2 separate regions of the Homo sapiens genome follow, and region 2 is linked to region 1. A link is an interaction called in ENCODE POLR2A ChIA-PET data of the cell type or tissue named here. Cell type or tissue: endothelial cell of umbilical vein. All regions are shown on one strand. Links, peaks and the distances in the headings refer to the core of each region. The heading gives the core; the rest is flanking DNA. Region 1 has its middle 150 kb from the start of LINC02694. Region 2 has its middle 18 kb from the start of LINC02694.

Region 1 (5,382 bases), core at 294-5,293:
TTACTTAATATTCAAAATAATATAGTGGAATCTAAATCTGTCCTTTGAGCAATCTTTGAGCAATTGCAACCTGCCTTATTGAGGTCTGGGGAAGGCCCTCTCCCAAAGAGAGCCATTGAGGTGGAAATCACCCTTACAGGCAATCCTATCTGACCCACAGTCTTTGATCATCACAGAGGGGGCTCCTCTTTTCCAGGGCAGATAGCTGCATGATAATGCTCATAGTATTTTGCTGTGATTCCCAGACCCCAAGTTTGATTTGGCCTAGTAAGAATAAAGCTGCCGCCGGGTACAGTGGCTCACGCCTGTAATCCCAGCACTTTGGGAGGCCGAGGTGGGCGGATCACGAGGTCAGGAGATCAAGACCATCCTGGCTAACACAGAGAAACCCCGTCTCTATTAAAAAATACAAAAAATTAGCCAGGCGTAGTGGTGGGCGCCTGTAGTCCCAGCTACTCAGGAGGCTGAGGCAGGAGAATGGTGTGAACCCAGTAGGCGGAGCTTGCAGTGAGCCAAGGTCGCGCCACTGCACTCCAGCCTGGGCAATAAGAGTGAGTCTCCGTCTCAAAAAAAAAAAAAAAAAAAAAAAAAAAAATCTGCCACCAGTATACACTGAATCCTTCTTGAAAACCTGGGACAATTATATAAGTCAGCTTGGAAATCCAGTACTTTGTACTCTTACACACACTGACGATGGCTTTTTCTTGCTTTTTTCCACCCCTAATTTTAATTGTTTATTGATTCCAATAATTATTTTCTAGGCAACATTTCACTTTCTAAATGGCTGGCTACAGGAAGGTCTTTTGCTGTTGAAATGTTTGGAACAAGAGACTGGTTCTTTGAGGTAATTGTGTATGCATATTTTATGAAAGCTGTTATCAGCTACTCATCCACGACTGTGAAACAGTCTTCCTTCTTTTTATAGAGCTGAAAAAAGATGAGAATAGATGGTTTTCTGTTGCAGCTAGGGTGAGTGTTCATGGAATTCACTTCTTCCACCCCCTGCTGATGCACTTAGTGTTTATCTTCTGTCACATACAGGACCCAAAACAGAACTTTTGTTCACAAGGAGCACGGGTAGAATTAGATGGTGAAAACACTTTTCAACTCTTTCAAAGCTATAACTTTAATAATATTGTAAATAGGCTGGGCACGATGGCTCACACCTGTAATCCCAGCACTTTGGGAAGCCAAGGTGGGAGGATTGCTTCAGCCCAGGAATATTGAGGCCAGGCTGGGCAACATGGCGAGACCCTGTCTCTACAAAAGATGAAAAATTAGCCAGGGGTGGTGGCATGTGCCTGTACTCCCAGCCACTCAGGATGCCAAGGTGGGAGAATCGCCTAAGCCTTGGAGGTTAAGGCTTCAGTGAGCCATGATTGCTTCACTGCATTCCAGCCTGAGTAACAGCGCAAGACCCTGCCTCAAAAAAACAAAAAAACAAAAAAACAAAAAAAAAAGAAAGAAAGAAAGAAAAAGAAAGAAAAGAAAAGAAAAAAAAAGACACTGATTCCTAGGTAAATTATGGAATTTATCTCAAATTAAACTTTGGTTCAGTTCAAGTCCAAATAGAATTGTTTTGCCTCCTTCCCACTAATACAATTTGAGACCCTGAAATACTCAAAGGATTGCCTTTGATGGCATCCTGAGATTTTATCTGGGGCAAAATGGTAATTTTTTCTGTTTAAGGTTGCTGATTTTGTGAAGCTTTTTAAACTGCATTTTGTTTCCCATTCGTTTTCAATTTACTTTCAGTACACTTTGGTATCTGTGGAGGTCCTAATACCTTTTGAGTGGGCATGTAATTATAGTGTAGTAGAAGGCAATAGTGGGTCACAGCTGACAGAGCAGGCTCCTGCCAAAACTAATTTTCATTGATAGGATTCCTACAACTGAATCAAACATAGGAAGCCCATATCAATCAGAGTGAACTACTGTAGAGTTCTACCCAAACCATTTTAGCTTCTCTGGGCTCCATTTTTTTTGCAGAATAGAGACATTGGCTGAGATTATCTCCTTCCTGCTGCCTCCCAGAAGGTTAATGCCAGGAGGTCCAGGATACATCTCATGATTTAATTATCAGATCCCCTTTCTTTAGAATTTCCTCTTGAGCTGCCCAAGTCTTATTATTGATTTTTGGGAGTACCTGGGACTACAGGCTTATGCCATCATGCCTGGCTAATTTTTAAATTTTTTGTAGAGATAGGGTCTCACCATGCTGCCCAGGCTGGTCTCAAACTCCTGGGCTCAAGCAGCCCTCCTACCTCAGCTTCCCAAAGTGCTGGGGTTACAGGCATGAGCCACCACGCCAGGCCTATTTTTCTGTATAAACTGAGTATGTATTTAAGATTTTTATGCATATTTTGAAAGTTTTACATTGCTGGTCAAAGTTAAAAAAGTATTCTTTTGTAGGCTGATAGTTTACTTAAAACATATTTGAGAAAGCTTTTGGTTTCTATTTCCAGTTGCTCAAACCATGTTTCGGAATTTCTAAATCATGTACATTTGCTTTTGTTCTTTTTGTTCTCACCCCTTATCAGGCAGCAGTGTTTAATAATCCATAGGCTATAGACCTCTGCAGGACTCTCTGGAATCTTAGCCACTTTGGATTTCCTTATAGCAGTGACATCATTTCTATTGCTAATTCTATGCCAATGCCCCTTTGGGGAATGCATTTATTCCTAAAATACACTGTCATAAAATTAAATGACTATATCAATTGCCAACAATATATTTTATACAAATGACATTTTGTTCCCAAAAATAAATCACTATGGGAAAGATACCTCACAAATCATGTTTTGTGAGGCTCTAAGTTTCAATTCTAACAACATCCTCACCCCTCCCCATTTACAGTAATCTGCCTTAGAGATTCGTAGCTTATCCAATTAATAAGCTTTCTCATCAAAATCTGGCATTTAACTGACATGAGCTTTCTTTACCAATTTTATCCTGTGTCTGTGTGTATACTCTGTTTGGAGGAATGTGCATTTGAATGGAGGCTGAGGCAGAGATGGAGGGGGAAGGATGTGCAGGATTATCAGTGGCATGCCTTGTGTGTGAGTGAGCCTGGATGTGCCTGCAATGGAATTTCCTCTGGTCGTTAATCATGAACATATTTATTACTTGAACCTTGTTTTTCCCCTGATGTGTGTGTTAAATCATATATTTTCCATCCTAACATAAGTAATTAAGTTTTGAGTTATTTATATATCCCTATTTTACTTCCTCATTGCAAAGGGTAAGTGAAACAGAATGAACTCACAAGTTAACACAATTGTATTAAGGCAATGCACTCAGTGGCAAAACTAAAAACTGAAACGGAAAAGCTTGCTTTCAGTGTCTCCTTCTTAGATTATTTAAAACGTAGAAAAAATCAAGCAATATACACCAATATAAGAGCCAATTCCATAAAGTATTAGTGACAATAAATCTCCTACAGACAGAAACTTTGTAAGAGGTTCAAAATAGACACAGTAAGAGTAAGTATGACTGGGCATAATGGCTCACACCTGTAATCCCAACGCTTTGGGAAGCCAAGGCGAGCAGATCACGAGGTCAGGATATCGAAACCATCCCGGCCAACGTGGTGAAACCCTATCTCTACTACAAATACAAAAATTAGCTGGGTGTGGTGGCATGTGCCTATAATCCCAGCTACTCAGGAGGCTGAGGCAGGAGAATCTCTTGAACCCGGGAGGCAGAGATTGCAGTGAGCTGAGATCATGCCACTATACTCCAGCCTGGAGACAGAGAGAGACTCCATCTCAAAAAAAAAAAAAAAAAAAAAAAAAAGATTAAGTGCATGTCCCAAATCAATCCATGACACAAAACAATGCATCCCACTACCATCCTTTTCCAAACACAAGACTATTTCTGTATTTTTTGGTTACATTGCTTCTATGCTAACATGAATTAAAAAGAGCTTGGTTTTGTTCTGCCTCACAAATTGTAATGCTGTTTGCATTTCTCACTGTGCTACAATGAAACTTTATTGCCACCCGCTAATCCCTGGAATCTCTGTATCCAGAGTGTAGAAGTAATGAAGATACAAATAACCAAACCACTAAAACCCTAGACGGCAACTCAAGAATTTGGCAGTGTTTCATTTTTAATTGCAATTATTATTTTGTTTCTTGAATCTTTATTGTGGTTCCATCGCTTTAGAGACACCCAGCTACCCTCTACAACAGTTTTCCAATGTGAAACTAATCTAGCCACTGCCAGATGGTATGGCTTATGCTTTTTTCCCTCCTGGAGAGAAGAATTTGAGATTATATGCTATTGGAAAAACATGATTGTTGTTATTCCAAAATGTGCAAGTCATGGTGTATATTCCTCCAGAAATGTTTGTACCAGTCCATGGCTTCAACCCAGAATCCCTCCTACCAGCCTGAAAGACCAAGTTGGAAAGTTATTTAGGACTTTAGAGACATATGCTCAACTTTGCATCTCATTCTCAACTTGACCTGTGGTCAGTTTTGAAATTTAACCTACTTTTTAAACATTTAGTTTAGGGACTAAGACAAAAAAGCTCAATAGGGTTAGGTAAAGTGCTTAAATAATGGGGATGATTTTTCTTGATGAGGGAAGCTATCTTCAAGGCTGCAAAGAGGGTTAGGACAAGGATGGTAGCCACAAGTTGTGTATTTTATTTGAGCATGAGCCAAAATAAACTTATTAACTGTTAGCTGAAAGCAGGCTAGAAATAAGACATTTCTTACTTTATATTTTTAAGCTTTTAATTGTATTAAAAATAAATTTCTCTTTCAATATTAAAAAAGAATAGATAGAACTAAATAGAAAATAAACAGCTATGTCAACTTAAGACAAATTAAAGGACTTTTCAAAGTTCTCTTTGTGCAGTCCTAAGAATGCTCAGTCTATTACTAGTGCAAAGAATTTCAGAAACAAGTCACCATCATGAGCTGACAGGAAAATAAATTCAGGCTCATTCTTGAAATCCAGGATTACAAGGCACTTCACTCTCAGATTGGGCCCCCCAGTTTCCATCACACCACAGCTGGGTGGCAAAAGGTCAACATACAGCCATTTTTAGGACTAAAAGATACTGAGCCCTTGAAAATTGCAGACTATTTACTGTTGTCCCACAGTAATTGTGGAAGAGTCTTGGAAGCTCTTCTGAGAAATCCAGTGTAGTAAGAATGGAGAGAGAAAACGACAATATGAATAAAGGAAATCTAAGAGGGTTACAGGAACTAAAGAAATGACAGGAGTTCCTCCTCCCTTGCAGCAGGGGCTACAAATAGCCAGCTTCTATGGTACTCATTGACAAGACCTCAGACTTTTGAACGATCATTCAGCAGCTTTGTTCTGTTCAACAGACACTGATAAATGTTCCATGCACTGCACTAGGTTCTG
Region 2 (5,382 bases), core at 189-5,188, 130 kb after region 1:
CTACAGCAAACTCTATTCTTTGAGTACTTACTCATTTTTGGAAAACAATTAGAAAAATGGAGACATGTTATTAGTTCATTACCTTTGATTCAGCCACTGCAGAAGTCACAATGATGGGGAGAGAGAGAGGCAAGAAAAGCAACATGGCCCCGGCTCCAGAGCCTATGCCCACAGATGCAGCATCAAAGGGACCGCCTGTCCTTCTTTATGGTGACTTTATAATTGTGAGGGGCAGGGACCTGGGTCTGTCTTGCTCACCATATTTCCTCACTACTTAATAAAGGATCAGGCACATGTTTAGTAAATATTTGTCAAGTGAATCAAAAATGACAAAATAATGTTCTATACAAGAAAGGAACATGCTAATGTGTCCGGAGTTCGTTCCTTCCAGTGGGTTCGTGGTCTTGCTGACCTCAAGAATGAAGCCTCACCTTCACAGTGTTACAGCTCTTAAAGGTGGCATGGACCCTAAGAATGAGCAGCAGCAAGATTTATTGCTAAGAGCCAGAGCCAAAGAACAACGCTTCCACAGCATGGAAGGAAACCCGAGCGGGTTGCTGCTGCTAGCTGCAGGGGCTTGCTTTTATTCCCTTATTTGTCCCCTCCCATATTCCATTTCCGTCCTGTCAGAGGGCCCTTTTTTCAATCTTCCTTGCGATTGGCTACTTTTAGACTCGTGCTGACTGGTGCGTTTTACAATCCTCTTACTAGCTACAGAGTGCTGATTGGTGCATTTTACAATCCTCTTGTAAGACAGAAAAGTTTTTCAAGTCCCCACTCAACCCAGGAAATCCAGCTGGCTTTACCTCTCACTGATACTACAGAAAATTAAGGAATGGGGTAGCCCCCCGAAGTATTTCCAGGGTCTCAAGGGTGTACTTGAGATGAGGCTGAAAGTGACCCGTTTCATCCCAAAAAAAGATCCCATGTGTCCATTCCTGAGAGTTCCTCTGATGGAACTTAAACCTAACATCGCTAGGAAAGGTCAGTTAAGTCGCTATTCAGAAAATCTACTGTTTAACCATTGTTCTGTGCCATAAGATCTTGAGGATCCTCATGAATCCCATCAGGTCTTTGCCTTTCAACATCAAAGAGAACTAAAGGCCGTGCTTGGTAGCTCATGCCTGTAATCCCAGCACTTTGGGAGGCCAAGAGGGGATGATCACCTGAGGTCAGGAGTTCGAGACCAGCCTGGCCAACATGGAGAAACCCCATCTTTACTAAAACTACAAAGTTAGTGGGGCATGGAGGTGCATGCCTGTAATCCCAGCTACTCCGGAGGCTGAGGCAGGACAATCACTTGAACGTGGGAGGCAGAGGTTGCGGTGAGCTGAGATTGCATCATTGCACTCTAGCCTGGGCAACAAGAACGAAACTGTCAAAAAACAAAAAACAAAACAAAAACACACACACACACACACACACACACACACACACACACACAAAACCAATAACCAGGAGTGGTGGTGCATGCCTGTGGTCCCAGCTACTCAGGAGACTGAGGCAGGAGAATCTGAGTCCAGGAACTTAAGGCTGCAGTGAGCCAAGATCATGCCACCACACTCCAGCCTGGGTGAGAGATTTGTTTAAAAAAAAAAAAAAAAAAGAGAGAGAACTAAAAATGGCAGTCGATGTCTATCCCATTAGTTGTGTGAGCCTGTATCAATAAATATATATTACAAAGCTGGCCTTTAGCAGAGACAAGGACAGCTGCATACATCTCTCTGCCTTGATTGAGATTTAGGTCTTCTCTGCCACATTCTAGAACTTTTATAGTTGGTGTGTTTGTGTTTTATAAAGGAATCTGTGGCTGAATAACTTCCAAAAATTTCCTATGACCCACTTCTACACAACTGTCTTTGTCTCTCACAGAAGGCATAGGTCCCTGATGCTGGTTAGTGATCTCGGCAGCCAGGTCTCTAAGGAAATTCCAGGTTACCCACAAGCATTTCAAGAGTCTTGGAAATTCTCTAATGAACTAACCCAAACATGCAGGGGCACAGTTTTAACAGGGCCAGATAGGCCCCCAGGGCATGGAGGTATTTATTTCACTGGGCCCCTGTGTTTGCAGGGGGTCTGCAACAGTAACCTCATGAAGCTTGGGGGCCCTTCTTTGGTGTCCAGCAGCTTTCTCTGAAGGAGAACTGTGTTTGCTTGGTGCCCTCCCATCCTTCCAGGCCTCCAGAAAGCCTTTTTGATTGCTGTTTCAGAGCACACTTCAGGCAGCAAAAGCCAGCAAAAAATCTCTTGGATCTTCTGGCCACAAGTCCTGTACTCCCAGTCCCCAGCCTGAATGCAGAGCTGAGAGAAGGGGGTCTGCAGGGGAGGAGAGCAGAGCTAGGAACGAGCTTCCTTTGCTGTTGGCTTCATCTCCAACCACAAGAAAATTTTCCACTGTTTCCATTATTGCTGGCAGGCACCCACACTGTAGGAAGACAGACTCTCTGTTGAGAGAGGAGCGATGGAATATGGTGAGTAAGTCAGTGAAGCACGCAGGCAGGAAAGGAGAGCAAGCAGGAAAGCAAGGAGAGAGAAGCAAAGATGGCAGAGAGAGAAGGCACTGCCCATTCGTGGGCAGGGCCAAAATGGCTGGGCAGGTCTCTGTGTTGGATGGAGTTAGATCCATATATTTAATCATGAATCATGTTGAGCCAATACACGTTGCCTTAACTAAACTATAAAAGAAATTTCCTTTTAATTTTATGTCATTCAAAGTAAGCTCAATATTCATGAGGGAGAAGGGCTGGGGGACCTCTTGGCTTCTGGATTTATTATTCCAAAAAAAACTGAGTTTTTTCCATATTTTCCATGATGCAGTTGCTACCTCCCACCGTGAAAAATAATAAAGACATGTAAATACACTGCCTCGTAGGTACCCAGATTGACTGTGGGTCATGTCCATTTTGATTTAATGATGCAACGTCACAGCTTTCTCTTCTACTTCAGAAAGCATTGGAATATTAAGGAATGAGTATTATTGGTGATGGGAATAACTTGCAATCCTCTGATTTTTCAAGAATTAACATTCACATGCATTGGTACTAAGATAACGTTAATCATAGGAAATTATTTGCAGTGCACCTCAGGAAAGATCGGGACACGCTGCCACCACTTAACGATCTGCTGAACCTGGAGATGACCTTATCAGACGTTCCTGGCAGAAATATCGTTGTCTAGACGTGGAGGACATACAGACAATTTCCCCTATTCCAACATGAACGTCCATAAAGTAATGCCATCTGGAGAGTTAAGCTTTAAAATATAATCATAACGGATCACGGCAGATATAAAAATTCCGGGACCCTTTGTGTTCCTGGAAAGAAAAATGAGAGGCAGGATAGACAAATGTCCAGGTAATAAAGGGAGGAGGAAATGCCAGGGAACCAAGCATAGCCACAGACAAGGGAAAGATAGCACACACATCCAATCACATGGGAAGGAGAAGAATGGGAAGTTGGCAGAGCAAATCAGGGCATCGCAAATAGCTCCTTCCCTCCCTGAAGGAGTGTTAAAATTTCTCCAGAGGTAGAGTCAGTCTTTCGAAGGGTGAACATCTGTGGGTCTTCTCAATGCAATCCCACCCTGGAAGACATTTCTGGAAAAGACTTTAGAACTTTGGTCATTAAGACAATTTCTCTTTGCTTTGGTATAGATTCACTTTTGGTAATTTATCTCATACCTATTAAGATCTACCTTGTGATCGTTTGCGAGTTTTCTAAAATGTTTTAACAAAATAAATCATTATCATATAATAAAGTGCTTAACAAGCCTTGAAAATGTAAATCAATGCTAATTTTAGCATTATTGCCATTTAGTAAGATTTTTCCTTAACCTGGACAACTATTTGTGCTATTTCATCAGGAGAATAGGCCGGGAGTGGTGGCATACTTTGGGAGACCGAGGTGGGAGAATCACTTGAGCCCAGGAGTTCAAGACCAACCTGAGCAAAATAGCGGGACCTGTCACTACAAAAAAACTAAAAAATTAGCAGGGCATGGTGGTGCATGCCAATAGTCCCAGCTACTAGGGAGGCAGAGGTAGGAGGATCACTGGAACCCAGGAGGTCAAAGCTGTAGTAAAACGTGATTATGCCACTGCATATCGACAAAGTGAGACCCAGTCTCTAAATAAATAATCATCCTCAGGAGACTTTGTCTTATGTCTTTTAGGCATCTCATTCATCAAAATTTCCTAATCTCCCTAAAGCCCAGTCCAAGTTTGGGTTAAAGCTCAGGTGAATAAAAGAGAGGGAGAAAGGGTTTAGCACTTAATATCACCTAGTAGAGCTAGGGAATAGCTTGAAGAATCCTGGTAAATTAAACAAAAAGTGCCAGTGCCCCTTCAGTGGGCCAGGAGAATTTTTAAAGTATCATTAGAGGCTGTCATCTTTTATCTTGGGTTGGTGGACATATTTGCACCATTGACAGCCTGTTTAATCATCTACTCTATTCACTTGTCAGAATTCTGTGGCAGGGATGAGCTCAAACAATGGATTTAAATATAAAGAAATGGAAGGATGGTTTAAAAATTCTTAGGACAGTTTGTCTAAAACACATAACCTGTTCATAAATGATAGCATCTTTCTGCAATGACTGGGGGTCCACGGCTCTTCCTTCAGCCCTCTGCAGGGCACTGTCTACTTGCTGTCTGTGAGAGGTCACTGCCAAGCATGGCACAGCCATTGCTCCAGGTGTGCCTCTCATGGAAGGCCTTATTTCCCCATCAGGACACACCAGAATGAAAGCTCTAGGAGGTTATGGTCCAAGCACATCTGGCTTGTTTACCAGTATATCCCCAGCACCTCGCACAATAGTTTATAGTTTGCATTCGATAAATATCCGCTGAATAAATGAATGGCTATTTCCAGTTGTCTATCACCAAGTCAGTTTTCAAACATTTTGATTCAAGCTTAGAATTTCACCTCCTTCCCTGCCCACCCCCCTACAATAATATTCTGCAAGAACGCAAAATTCGAAACTTGCAATGAACTATTTTCCTCTTCTCTGGGCTCTATATTGGGTCCTATCAACTTCTTCCTCAATGTATCTTCAATGATGATCTCCTTTGTCTCCCTGCCAATAGCCAAGGCCACAGTATGTACCCCATTTTGTATGTATGTATCCTTTTAATAATAGTTTCTCTATTTTCTCCTTATTCAATACGTCCAGCAAACTGGTACCGTACCTATTATACTGAGTTCTAGCAGAGCTTCTTTACTTCCTACTACAACGATTTCATGTTTGTGCTCAGATAAGCACAGAGACTGCACGGTACAAAGGAGCAAGTGATGACTGACCCTCCTGCCATTGATAGTGAGAAAGTTTCCTCCCCATCCTGAATCTCTGCTGTCTCATCTGTACAATGTGAGGCTTGGAACACTTG

What was found. Peaks named below come from ENCODE experiments on the same cell type or tissue, not always from the same donor. Only the 100,000 strongest peaks of a DNase experiment are listed, where the experiment ranks them.
Region 2: POLR2A ChIA-PET joins it to region 1 with 6 read pairs; 2 of 35 experiments call an interaction of 5 or more read pairs at or near these places.

The regions. Positions count from the first base shown.
Region 1 is chr15:38,842,087-38,847,468 of GRCh38, reverse strand. No RefSeq gene overlaps it. Among named protein-coding and RNA genes, the nearest start is that of LINC02694, 150 kb to the right of the region's middle. In endothelial cell of umbilical vein, for the core only: no CTCF peak of the experiment used is centred there; DNase peaks (open chromatin) are centred at 3,088 and 4,368; H3K27ac peaks cover 4,178 bases.
Region 2 is chr15:38,711,495-38,716,876 of GRCh38, reverse strand. No RefSeq gene overlaps it. Among named protein-coding and RNA genes, the nearest start is that of LINC02694, 18 kb to the right of the region's middle. In endothelial cell of umbilical vein, for the core only: no CTCF peak of the experiment used is centred there; a DNase peak (open chromatin) is centred at 2,416.